Linked DNA regions of Homo sapiens: region 1 is linked to region 2. Evidence: read pairs that join two places in POLR2A ChIA-PET (ENCODE). Cell type or tissue: PC-9. All regions are shown on one strand. Links, peaks and the distances in the headings refer to the core of each region. The heading gives the core; the rest is flanking DNA.

The links. ChIA-PET counts read pairs that join two places held together with the same protein. Peaks named below come from ENCODE experiments on the same cell type or tissue, not always from the same donor. Only the 100,000 strongest peaks of a DNase experiment are listed, where the experiment ranks them.
Region 1: POLR2A ChIA-PET joins it to region 2 with 7 read pairs; 4 of 35 experiments call an interaction of 5 or more read pairs at or near these places.

The regions. Positions count from the first base shown.
Region 1 is chr11:96,148,492-96,153,871 of GRCh38, reverse strand. All of the region lies in intron 1 of MAML2 (mastermind like transcriptional coactivator 2), which reads left to right. Among named protein-coding and RNA genes, the nearest start is that of MIR1260B, 190 kb to the left of the region's middle. RefSeq lists an enhancer at 3,086-4,285. In PC-9, for the core only: no CTCF peak of the experiment used is centred there; no DNase peak of the experiment used is centred there.
Region 2 is chr11:96,034,827-96,040,206 of GRCh38, reverse strand. All of the region lies in intron 2 of MAML2 (mastermind like transcriptional coactivator 2), which reads left to right. Among named protein-coding and RNA genes, the nearest start is that of MTMR2, 110 kb to the right of the region's middle. RefSeq lists an enhancer at 1-398. In PC-9, for the core only: no CTCF peak of the experiment used is centred there; DNase peaks (open chromatin) are centred at 1,916 and 2,366; H3K4me3 peaks cover 1,829 bases; H3K27ac peaks cover 4,692 bases.

The DNA.
Region 1 (5,380 bases), core at 290-5,289, 110 kb before region 2:
TGATGCGATCTTGGCTCACTACAACCTCTGCCTCCCAGGTTCAAGTGATTCTCCTGCCTCAGCCTCCTGATTAGCTAGGATTGCAGGTGTGTGCCACCACACACAGCAAATTTTTTGTATTTTTAGTAGAGATGGGGTTTCACCTTGTTGGTCAGGCTGGTCTTGAACTCCTGACCTCATGATCTACCCACCTTGGCCTCCCAAAGTGCTGGGATTACAGGTGTGAGCCACCACACCCAGCCACTATTTTTAACTTTCCCTTATAGATGAGACAACTGAAACACAGGCCACTACCTCACTTGCTTTGGGTAAAAAATTTGAGAGAATGTCAAAAACCTCAGTAATCAAGATTAATAATATTTTAATGTAATCCTTTAAAAAACCAAAATTAATCCTAATAAATTCATGATGATCAAAATACCAAAATATAAAAGAAAGGCAAGATTCAATAGGCAGAATGTTACAATAACTTGCCAGGATGATACAGTTAGGAAGAGGCAGGGTAAGGACTTGAACCCAAGTGGGTTGACCCCAGGGACCACATGCTTAACTGCCATCGTGTGGTCCTCCTAACAAATAATACCACTACAAGTCTTGATGTTTTGATAGGACAAGGAAAGGTACAGGCGTAGGAGCAAGCGTCATTTGGGATTAAGGGATGCCTCATTGTTTTGGACTAATTGGGACCTCATGCAAAAAAAAAAAAAAAATTCTAAAAACAGAAGCAGAAAATCCAGATGGGGCCTAAATTTTATACCTTGACCATCTATGAATTTAAGTATGAAAAAAGAAGATTTCCAAAGCATCCTCTTAATTTTTCTTCTGGCTGGCTCCTGCTGGGAGAATCAGTGGGTAAAACTACCCTGCATTCTGGCTGTAGAAATGTGATAATTAGAATCACTTAATATAACTGCAGTGTCCTCCTTGGTTCCTCCACCTTGAGAGAGATAGATGGAGCATTTCCCTTGCTTGCATCCAATCTGTGAGATTCTGGCAGGCAGGCTGCTTGTCTTGAGGGCTTGTCATTGAGAGCTGGTCACCTAGAATGCCCCGACATGTTTGAGCTGCATTGTTAAACTACATTGGTATTCTCCCAGCAAAACTCCTCTCCTTCTTTTACCAAATCAGCATTCTGTGAACACAGTATTTCCTTGCCTGGAAACATTGCAAGTTTCTGCTACACCCACCATGACTCTTCCTTGCTTTATACAAATTGGCTCTAAGGAATATTTCTGGTAAATGTGTTCATGTGTCAGGAGACTGAAACAAATTTCACATGATACACTGAAGAAAATGATCAAAGGGTTTATGGCTAGCCCCCACGGTCCCTCGCTTTAGTTGGAAGAAAAGAGAGAATGAGTTTTATACACCTAGAATTCTTGCTGGCCATGTGCTATATGATATTTAAGGTAAGTGAGAACTGCAGAGTTTTAACACTTAAACATTTGGACAGAACTTCAACTGGTGTTCTATCTTCTCTGTCGATTATATTTTTAATAGCTGTAGTAGTTGGGAATAAGTTGTTTCTCGATTTGTCATTTAAATCCAGTAGAGGTCATTTGTTGGATGTTACCAAGTGAGTGCTGAATGAGTCTACATTTCTTTTGCTGTTGATAACAATATGCAGTTACTCTTTTTCACCTATTCTTTTAGACAGAATCTCACTCTGTTGCCCAGCCTGGAGTGCAGTGGTGCAATCATAGCTCATTGCAGCCTCAAACCCCTGGGCTTAGTGAACTTGCCACCTCAGCCTCCCAAGTAGCTGGGACTATAGGTGCACACCACCATATCTGGCTAATATTTTTATTAATAGTAGAGATGAGATCTCAATATGTTGCCCAGGCTGGTCTTAAACTCCTAGCCTCAAGTGCAAGCAGCCCTCTTGCCTTGGCCTCCCAAAGTGCCAAGATTACAGGCATAAGTCACTATGCCTAGCTATAAACATTTTTTCAACAATTTATCTTAAAAATATGTATTGATCACCTATGAACTAAAATCCTAAGGGCTGTATTAGTCTCTCACTGCTATAAAAAATACCTGAGACTGAGTAATTTATAAACAAAAGAGGTTTCATTGGCTCATAGTTCTGCAGGCTTTACAGGAAGCATGGCAGCATCTGCTCTGGGGAGGCCTCAGGGGAGTTTTATTCATGGTGAAAGGCAAAGTAGGAGCGGGTGTCTTACATGCCAGGAACAGGACAAAGGAAGAGGGGGAAGGTGCTACATACTTTTAGACAACCAGATGTGAGAACTCACTCACCATCATGAGAACAGCACTGAGGAGTTCGTGCTAAACCATTCATGAAGGAGCATCCCCACGATCCAATCACCTCCCACCAGGCCTCACCTCCAATACTGAGAATTACAACTGAACATGAGATTTGGGTGGGAACACAGATCCAAACCATATCAAGGGCCGGTTATATGAGTTAGATATAGTTTCTGCCCTTCAGGAGCTTTCGGATTACTTGCTGTCAAGAAATATAACTCATAACTGTAATGCAAGATATGACAGACTAAGAAGAAATAATGGAAATATTTTGGATGCCCAATGATGGGAGAGGCACCCCTTGGAGAAATCAAGAAAGACGCTGCATTTTAGCTCAGCCCTATGGATCAGAAGGATAAAGAGAGGTGAAAGAGTGTCCCAGGCAAGGGCAAAGGCAGGAGCTGAGGAAGGATGGATGGAGCATGTTCTGAAAAAGGAAAGTGTCCCGGTAGGCTAGAAGAAAGTGAAAATTAGACGAGGGAGTTTGAAGTGTATTCAGCAGGCACCAGTGAGCAACAGAAGGTTTTGTGTTTCAGCAATGATGGGAGATAAGTAGAGCTATGCTTGAAAGCAATGCTTTTCAGACTTTAATGTGCATTCAGATCACCAAAAGAGTTTGTTAAAGTATACATTTAGATTCGGTAGGTCTAGGGAGGGGCTTAAGATGCTGCATTGCCAAGAAGTTCCCAGGTGATGCTGATGCTGCTAGACTGTAGAACACGCTTTAAGCAGGGAGACTTCAGAAAAATGCTGTAATGGGAGGCAAAATAAACTAGAGTTGGGGAGGCCTGGAAACTGTCAAGCAGGGGTTAGTATGGTGGCCCTACAAGGGTAAAGCAGGTCTGAACTAGAGTAGTGACCACAGGGATGGAGACGAGGACTATCTGGTGGCAGTCAAATTTTCAGGGCTTAATACTATCTTATGTAGGGTGAGGGGGAATGGGTCGCTCATTAATGACTCTAAGACCCCAAAGCTGTGGGTGTGGGTGCTTTGAGCATGTCCCTGCCCTAACTCTCTGCTCTCATCATCCTGAACTACTTGCAATTTCCTCAGAGTTGCCAGGCTGTCTGTCTGGGCTTGTGTACTGTTGCCAATGCTTCAAGAAATGCTGACGTCTCTCTCCATCCCCTTACTAGATTAACTCCTACACAACCCATAGGATTCAAGGTAAGTGTCACTACTTCCCAGAAGTCTTCCCGGGCACCCTAACCCACTCCCTGCTCCCAGTCTGGGTTAGGTATCCTTCCTATGTGCTCTCACTTTATCTTGCAAGGTCTCATATCCAAGCACTGTGTATTCTGATTACACACTTGTCATTGAAGCTGAGCTTCGTGAGAGCAGGGATTATCTTTTTCAGCTTTGTGACTTCATCACTCCCACATAGTAGAGACTCAGTAAATGTTTGATGTATGAATCAGGAGGAAGAGCAAAGCTTTTCTTGCTGTGATGGCAATAACTTTTGTATTTGTCAAAAATTGTTAACGAAATTTCAAGTCAATTATTTAGATATTGAATTTAATTTAGATTGGTACATGATAATTTGAGGGGTAGAATATTCAGGCGAAGATATCCAACAAGTAGTTAGAAGTTTTGGAGTACAAATTAGAAGACAATTTAGTACTGGCCATGATGACTCAGGAGTCATATGCATTGAGGTGACAGTTAAGAACATGGCGGTGGATCAAATAAAGACAGAGAGACAGGCAGAGCCAGGCAGAGACAAAGGAAGAAGGAGAGATCAGCAGAGAAATTTAGAAGAGAGAAGGAGAAGGAGACCGAGAGAAGACAGAAGGAGACAAAGAGAAGGAGACAGAGAGCAGACAGAGGCAAACAGAGACAGACTGAGGACAACTTTACTTTTCTTTTTTTGAGACAGAGTCTCACTCTGTCGCCTGGGCTGGAGTGCAGTGGCGTGATCTCAGCTTACTGCAACCTCCGCCTACTGGGTTCAAAAGCAATTCTCCTGCTTCAGCCTCCTGAGTAGCTGGGACTACAGGCACATGCCACCATGCCCGGCTAATTCTTGTATTTTTAGTAGAGATGGGGATTCACCATGTGGGCCAGGCTGGTCTTGAACTCCTGACCTCAAATGATCCATCTGCCTCGGCCTCCCAAAGTGCTGGGATTACAGGCATGAGCCACTGCGCCTGGCTGAAAACTTAACTTCTCATTTTTTTTTTTTTTTTGTGACGGAGTCTCACTCTGTCACCCAGGCTGGAGTGCAGTGACGTGATCTCAGCTCACCGCAGCCTCCACCTCCTGAGTTCAAGCAATTCTCCTGCCTTAGCCTCCTGAGTAGCTGAGATTACAGGCGTATGCTACCATGCCCAGCTAACTTTCTTTTTGTATTTTTAGTAGAGACAGGGTTTCACCATGTTGGCCAGGCTGGTCTCAAACTCCTGACCTTGTGATCTGCCCACCTCGGCCTCCCAAAGTTCTGAGATTACAGGTGTGAGCCACCACACCTGGCCTACTTTTCAATTTTGAAGAGCTTCTGTGATACCGTGGATGAGGCACATGACTGGGTTGCATGTCACAGTGGAAGGCAATGTTCGTCACAGAGGGCTACTGGAACCTTTAAGAGGGAGATCCTAAAGTGACGAGGTTTAAGATGCCGCCTTAAGCAATAGGGCTATATGTGAGGTCAGGATTCAGAAATCAATTTCACATCCATGCTAACTGGGCCTGTTTTACGCCTTTCTAGCTTCCTGCCTGGGCAGAATCCATTCGTCAAAATGTAGATGGACTTAAAGCTTTGTCTCAACTCCTCTGTCCTTTGGTTTCCAAACCACTTTATGAGATCATCTAATCAGCTCACACATGTGCTGTCTGTCTTTCTCATACACACACACTACTTCTTCCTGCCTTCTCCTATCAGGTAGTGTGCGTGCTTATGTGTGTGTGTGTGTGTGTGTGTGTGTGTGTGTGTGTGTGTGTGTGTGTATTTTTCAGAATTTTCAGACTTTTCAGGCCAGAAGGACATTTCCCCACTTCATATTGATCCCCAACATTTCAGGGAAAGCAATGCATTAAATAAAATAATGTTCAGCTTCAGGCGGGTAGGCACCCTGCAAATCATAGTGTAGACAGGCACCTACCAGGCCTCCAGAA
Region 2 (5,380 bases), core at 95-5,094:
GAATGCCAGGATTTTTATGTCTGCTTTATCTGTCACCTTGAAGTGTACCTGGCACATAATAAATAATATAATGAATGAACAAACTATTGAACCAGGAAAACATGAATAGAATAGGCCAGGCTCAGACATCTAAAGGGAACCCCGGTTTGAGGACTTGTGTTGCTTTGGAAGTGTCTCATTCCTGAGTGCAGCGAATAGGCTGCTAGCCCCAGGTTGTGATGATCTTTTTTTTTTTTTTTTTTTGAGACAGAGTCCTGCTCTGTCACTGTCGCTCAGGCTGGAGTGCAGTGGCACGATCTCTGCTCACTGCAAGCTTCGCCTCCCGGGTTCACGCCATTCTCCTGCCTCAGCCTCCTGAGTAGCTGGGACTACAGGCACCCGCCACTACGCCCGGCTAATTTTTGTATTTTGAGAGACAGGGTTTCACCGTGTTAGGGTTTCACCATGTTAGCCAGGATGGTCTCGATCTCCTGACCTCGTGATCCGCCTGCCTTGGCCTCCCAAAGTGCTGGGATTACAGGCGTGAGCCACCGCGCCCGGCCGATGATCTCTTTTCCTGCCTGTCTAAAGGTTACTTTTTCAAGGCTACTTCTGGGCCTTTAAGCTTTCTTTCTTATCCTAAACTATTTATTCTATTTGCGCCATGTCAGAAACCTTCCCATATTCAATGCAAAGCTCAAATGTCATCTTCTCCATAAAGCCTTTCTTAGCAGCCTCAACCCAAATTCCTCTAGCTCCTCCTATGTTACTTTTATGGAATTCTTTTCTGTTCCCTCCTCTCCTCTTCCCTCCTCCCCTCTCCCCTCTCCTGTCTCCTCTCCTCCCCTCTCCCTTATCCCCCTCCCCTCTCCTGTCTCCTCTCTCCTCTCCCCTCCCCTCCTCTCCTCCTCTCTCCCCTCTCTTCTCTCTTCTCTCACCTCTGTCTCCTCCTCTCCCCTCCTCTCCTCTTTTTCTGAGTTGGTCTTGCTCTGTCACTGAGGCTGGAGTTCAGTGGTGCAATCATGGCTCCCTGAAACCTCAACCTCCTAGGCTCAAGTGATCCTTCTGCTTCAGCCTCCCAAGTAGCTGGGACTACAGGCATACATCATCATGCCTGACTAATTCTTTAAAAACATTTTTGTGTAGACAGGGTCTCACTATGTTGCCTAAGCTGGTCTCAAACTCCTGGGCTCAAGTGAACTTGGCCTGCCAAAGTGCTGGGATTACAGATGTGTGCCACCAGTAATTCCGCCTGGCCTAGAATTATTTTCATTCATTTATTTATTCATTCATTCATTTGACAAGTATTATTAAGCACCTACTAAATGCCACATACTATACTAAGTGCTGAAGATACAAGGTTGAATAAAACAGTTATGTCTTTGATAGGGCTAGGTTTCAATAGAGTAGATGAACAATAAGTATATAAGGAAATACATAAAATCATTTTGGGTACTTTGAAAAAAATTAAGCAAGGTAGAGAGTTAGAGAGTGATGGAAGTGCTATTTTAGATAAGTTATGAGGGAAGACTTCTCTATAGGCAACACTGGAGAAGTGACCCAGATAAAGTAAGGACCATGAGGAGGAGCATTCCAGTTAGAGGAAACAGCAAATACAAATACCATGCAGTAAGAGCAAGCTTGGTATATGGGTCTCTTGCTGTGAATTCCTCCAGATAGGGCTTAAGTGCCTAGCACATTGCTTTGGATGAGAAAGTTCTAAGCGATTGAATAGTTGAACCAGTTTAAAACATTGAATTTATTCAAGATCTAGTCATAATTTTTATCTATTTTGCGTTTTTCCTTAGATCAACATTTCCTAAGATGTGTTCAGTAGAAGACATTCCAAATTGATTTACGCAAAATCTAGTTTCACCACATACACCAAAATGGTTCTGTGGTTAAATGAGTATAAGGAACGATGAAGATGTGTATGTCGATATAATACAGGTGTTGCTAAGACCCACAGTAAAACAAACAAGCAAACAAAAAAATGTCTAGTACATTATTTTCTAACCACAACCTTCCTTTCCCATAGAACACACATTACTAATGCACAAGACAGTAAAATTCCATAGAATTCAATTTGGTGGAGCATGTTCCTCAGATTCCTTCATTTTATATTAAGTATATATTTATTAAATTCTTAATATTTACCTGCTTTCATATTTTACGAGTAAAATATAGATGCCAGAATATTACAATGTTATTCTAATTATGGCACAAGAATGTGGATTTTCAACATTCTCTTTAGTACGTTAATGTAATACCTATTTTCACAGCCCCACCCTGCCTAATTTTAGCCTATATCTAGTGATCTTTATTAGCCAAGCCATCTCTTGGGGTATTTTGTCACTGTCAGGATTGGGAGTTAAAATATCAAGAGGCAAGTTTATGAGCCTTGAAGTAAACAAATAGCAGTCAAGGAAACAGAAACAAAGCTTAGAATGCCCAGCGAGAGCTCCTGGCTGGTGACACATCCAGGCTCTGTGGGTGAATTGCCTTTGAACACAGCTCCCTCTGGGAGAAAAGATCCAGCCAATTGCTGGTTCTAACCTGTGTGTTTTTGGTTTCTTCCCCTTTGCACGTCCTCTCTGAATTGGCCTGTTCTATGTTACTGGTGATTGCCTCAAAACTCAGAAGTCATAGTATCAATCTAAGCTTCTTTGCTCACTGATTGGAGACCTCTTTAAGTATTTATTAGTTTTCCATGGTCACCAGCCAGCTGGTGAATGCATGCTTCAGTAACAGGGCTAAATTTGCAAACAGCTGTCAAATAAAGTTGAAACTGTCTTACAACCGTGTATAAGGGTGTTTGTCTCGAAATGCATGTGTATATATCAGAGAAAGAGCAAGAGAGAGAACACCTGGACTTTTGGACAATTTAGCCAAAGATCTTGTAGCCACTGGTGATTTTTAAAAGGAGAAAAGAGCACTTATTCTTATTTTATTGTGGGCACGTCATTTAGCATTACAGGTTTAAAGGCAGCAGGGAAACTGCAAAGCCAGAGTTATTTTTTTTGTTGTTGTTGTTTTTTTATTTTTTATTTTCTGAGGCATTAGTTGCTGTGAAGAAAAACAAGCCAAAGTTTTGCTTGTGGGCAGAAACATCCCAGAATGCATCTGGTGACTGGGCAGAAAGCAAGTACTGGCAAGAGCCCAGGTGCGTTGGCTCCCGACGGCAGTGCAGGAACAACCTAGGCGGTATTCTCAGACTCCGATCAAATTTCCAAGATGGATCCAGTTCAAAATTATCTACTCCGCTTTCACTTATCTAAGATGGTGCTCCAAGTTTAGGATTACAGTCCTCTGAGCTGGGAGTGGAGACTATAGGGAGAAAACCCACTGGTGTTTTTAAATACCATGAAAGGTGTTTTATCTTGTTTAAGTTAGCCGCAGCACACCTGGAAATTAGAAATATACTGTCATTCCTGGGGAATTCAAGGCAGTAAGAATTATTGGGGGTTAACAATTTTCAGGAATTTGGATCGCCACATCTCAGCCCCGGAGTTATTTTTACAATGGGACTTCTTGGTTAAATCTCTAAATTTAAATAGATAAGGATTCAACATATTCTTGAATCTTGAGATCTAGTTTCCCTCATCATGGGCCAAGTAGGAAAGAAAGAAGTGAAACCCTCAAATCACAATGTATCCCTATTTGCCATCCTATCGTGAGCTCCTAAAATCTTATTTTCACACCAAGTGCTTTTTCACCGTCCACTGCAACTGTGATTGTGGTGGTGACCAGACCTGTTCCAGGGGCTCTGAGTCAGGAATGGTGATCATGTGTTCTTTCCCATCATATTCCTGCAGAGAGTAGTGCTAAAAGAGTTTAAAATGAATGAAAGATCCACCTCTCCTAGTTGTTAGAGGAAATAAAACTCTCTAGAGTGAACTTAAAGTGCCCTTCTACCCCTACTTAAAACCTGAGACATACCATCTTTTTTCTTGGGCCCTATACCTATATCTTACCCCCGGCTTTTTGATTATGTCCGTTTGTATGTGTCATTCCGGTGGGGTTAAGCCACTCATTAGATGAGAGATTTTCTGTGTGTCATGTGCCTACTTTATTATAGAATTACATGTGTAGCATCTCAAAGAATAGCTATGTTTTCCACAAAAATCTGTTTTAATTGAACATAATACTGTGGTAAAGTTTTTTAAAATTGCTATACTTGTGCATTATTTTATTCAGTTATATTCTGTTTTTTGAGGGTTTCACTGTATGACAGGCACAGTTTCAGACCATTTTCACATTTAATCCCTGTAGCCTCACTGAGGAGTCTATATCCTAACCCTTAGTTCACAGATGCCCAGCACGTGTATCAGAGAGGTTATGTAACTTGCCCACGGTCACATGGAGCTAGGACTCGAATGGAGGCCTTTTGATTTTGAATTTGTTTGTCTTCCTTTCATCTCTCTGTGTGTGAGGCACTGTTGCATTTCATGGAACAGAAATCTCCTCAGTCTCTTTTGAATATATGAAGATTTCCTGGAAGAATACAGTGGAGTCTTAGAGAACCCAATGTTGGGAGAATACCAAAAAATGGGAAAGCACAGCAGTAATCTTCCCTGTCTCTGTGCTTCCTTCCTTCTGAGATCTCATGATCTCTTGCTTCATTCCTCTCTGAAGTTTCCTCTACAAAGATCTTAGTTACTGTTGCCCAGTGATTTCAGCCTGCACAGGACTTTGGGTTACCACGATACTATTTCTTGCTCTACATGACTTTCCAGTGCCAGGAGCTAACACCTGACAGACCCAGTCTCCTATCTTCCGTAGAATCCACATCCTCAGAAAACAAGAATTTGATTGATCTAGGCAGAGCAGATTGTTCCAAAAGAAGGTGCTGTGAGAAAATAATGGGCATACCTAAAACACGCACTACTTTTTTAAAAGACACTCTATTTGAAATTTTAAAATCAGAATTACTTATGGTTGGCTTCGCATAGCTTTCTTCCAGTCTAGCGTGGTTTCTTTTCCACATTCCTGCCACTGATATGTCTACCCTCTCTTGACCTATCTCACACTTGCCCTGATTGCCTTTCTAAAGGGTACCACACAATTCCAGAATTCTAATCTTTTATCTTTGTGGTAGTTATGCAAATTCTTTTCCTTCTTTGGGAGTTAAATTCCACCTCCACTTCCTCAAGGTAGCTTTCCCATATTACCCAGTAATTATATTAGTCTGTCCTTAATTCCAGGACCTTTGCCTATGAGGACGGGTTCAAATAATTCAGAAAGCAGACAAGCCTTTTAATCTTTTAAACTAAACCTCTTGGACACTCCCATATGCTTCCCCATGTGACTAAGGGCATATATTGAAAACCATATGGTTACAATGATTAGAGTCCAAGAAAAAGCTAACTGGCCCTATATGATCAAACCAATAACTCTGACC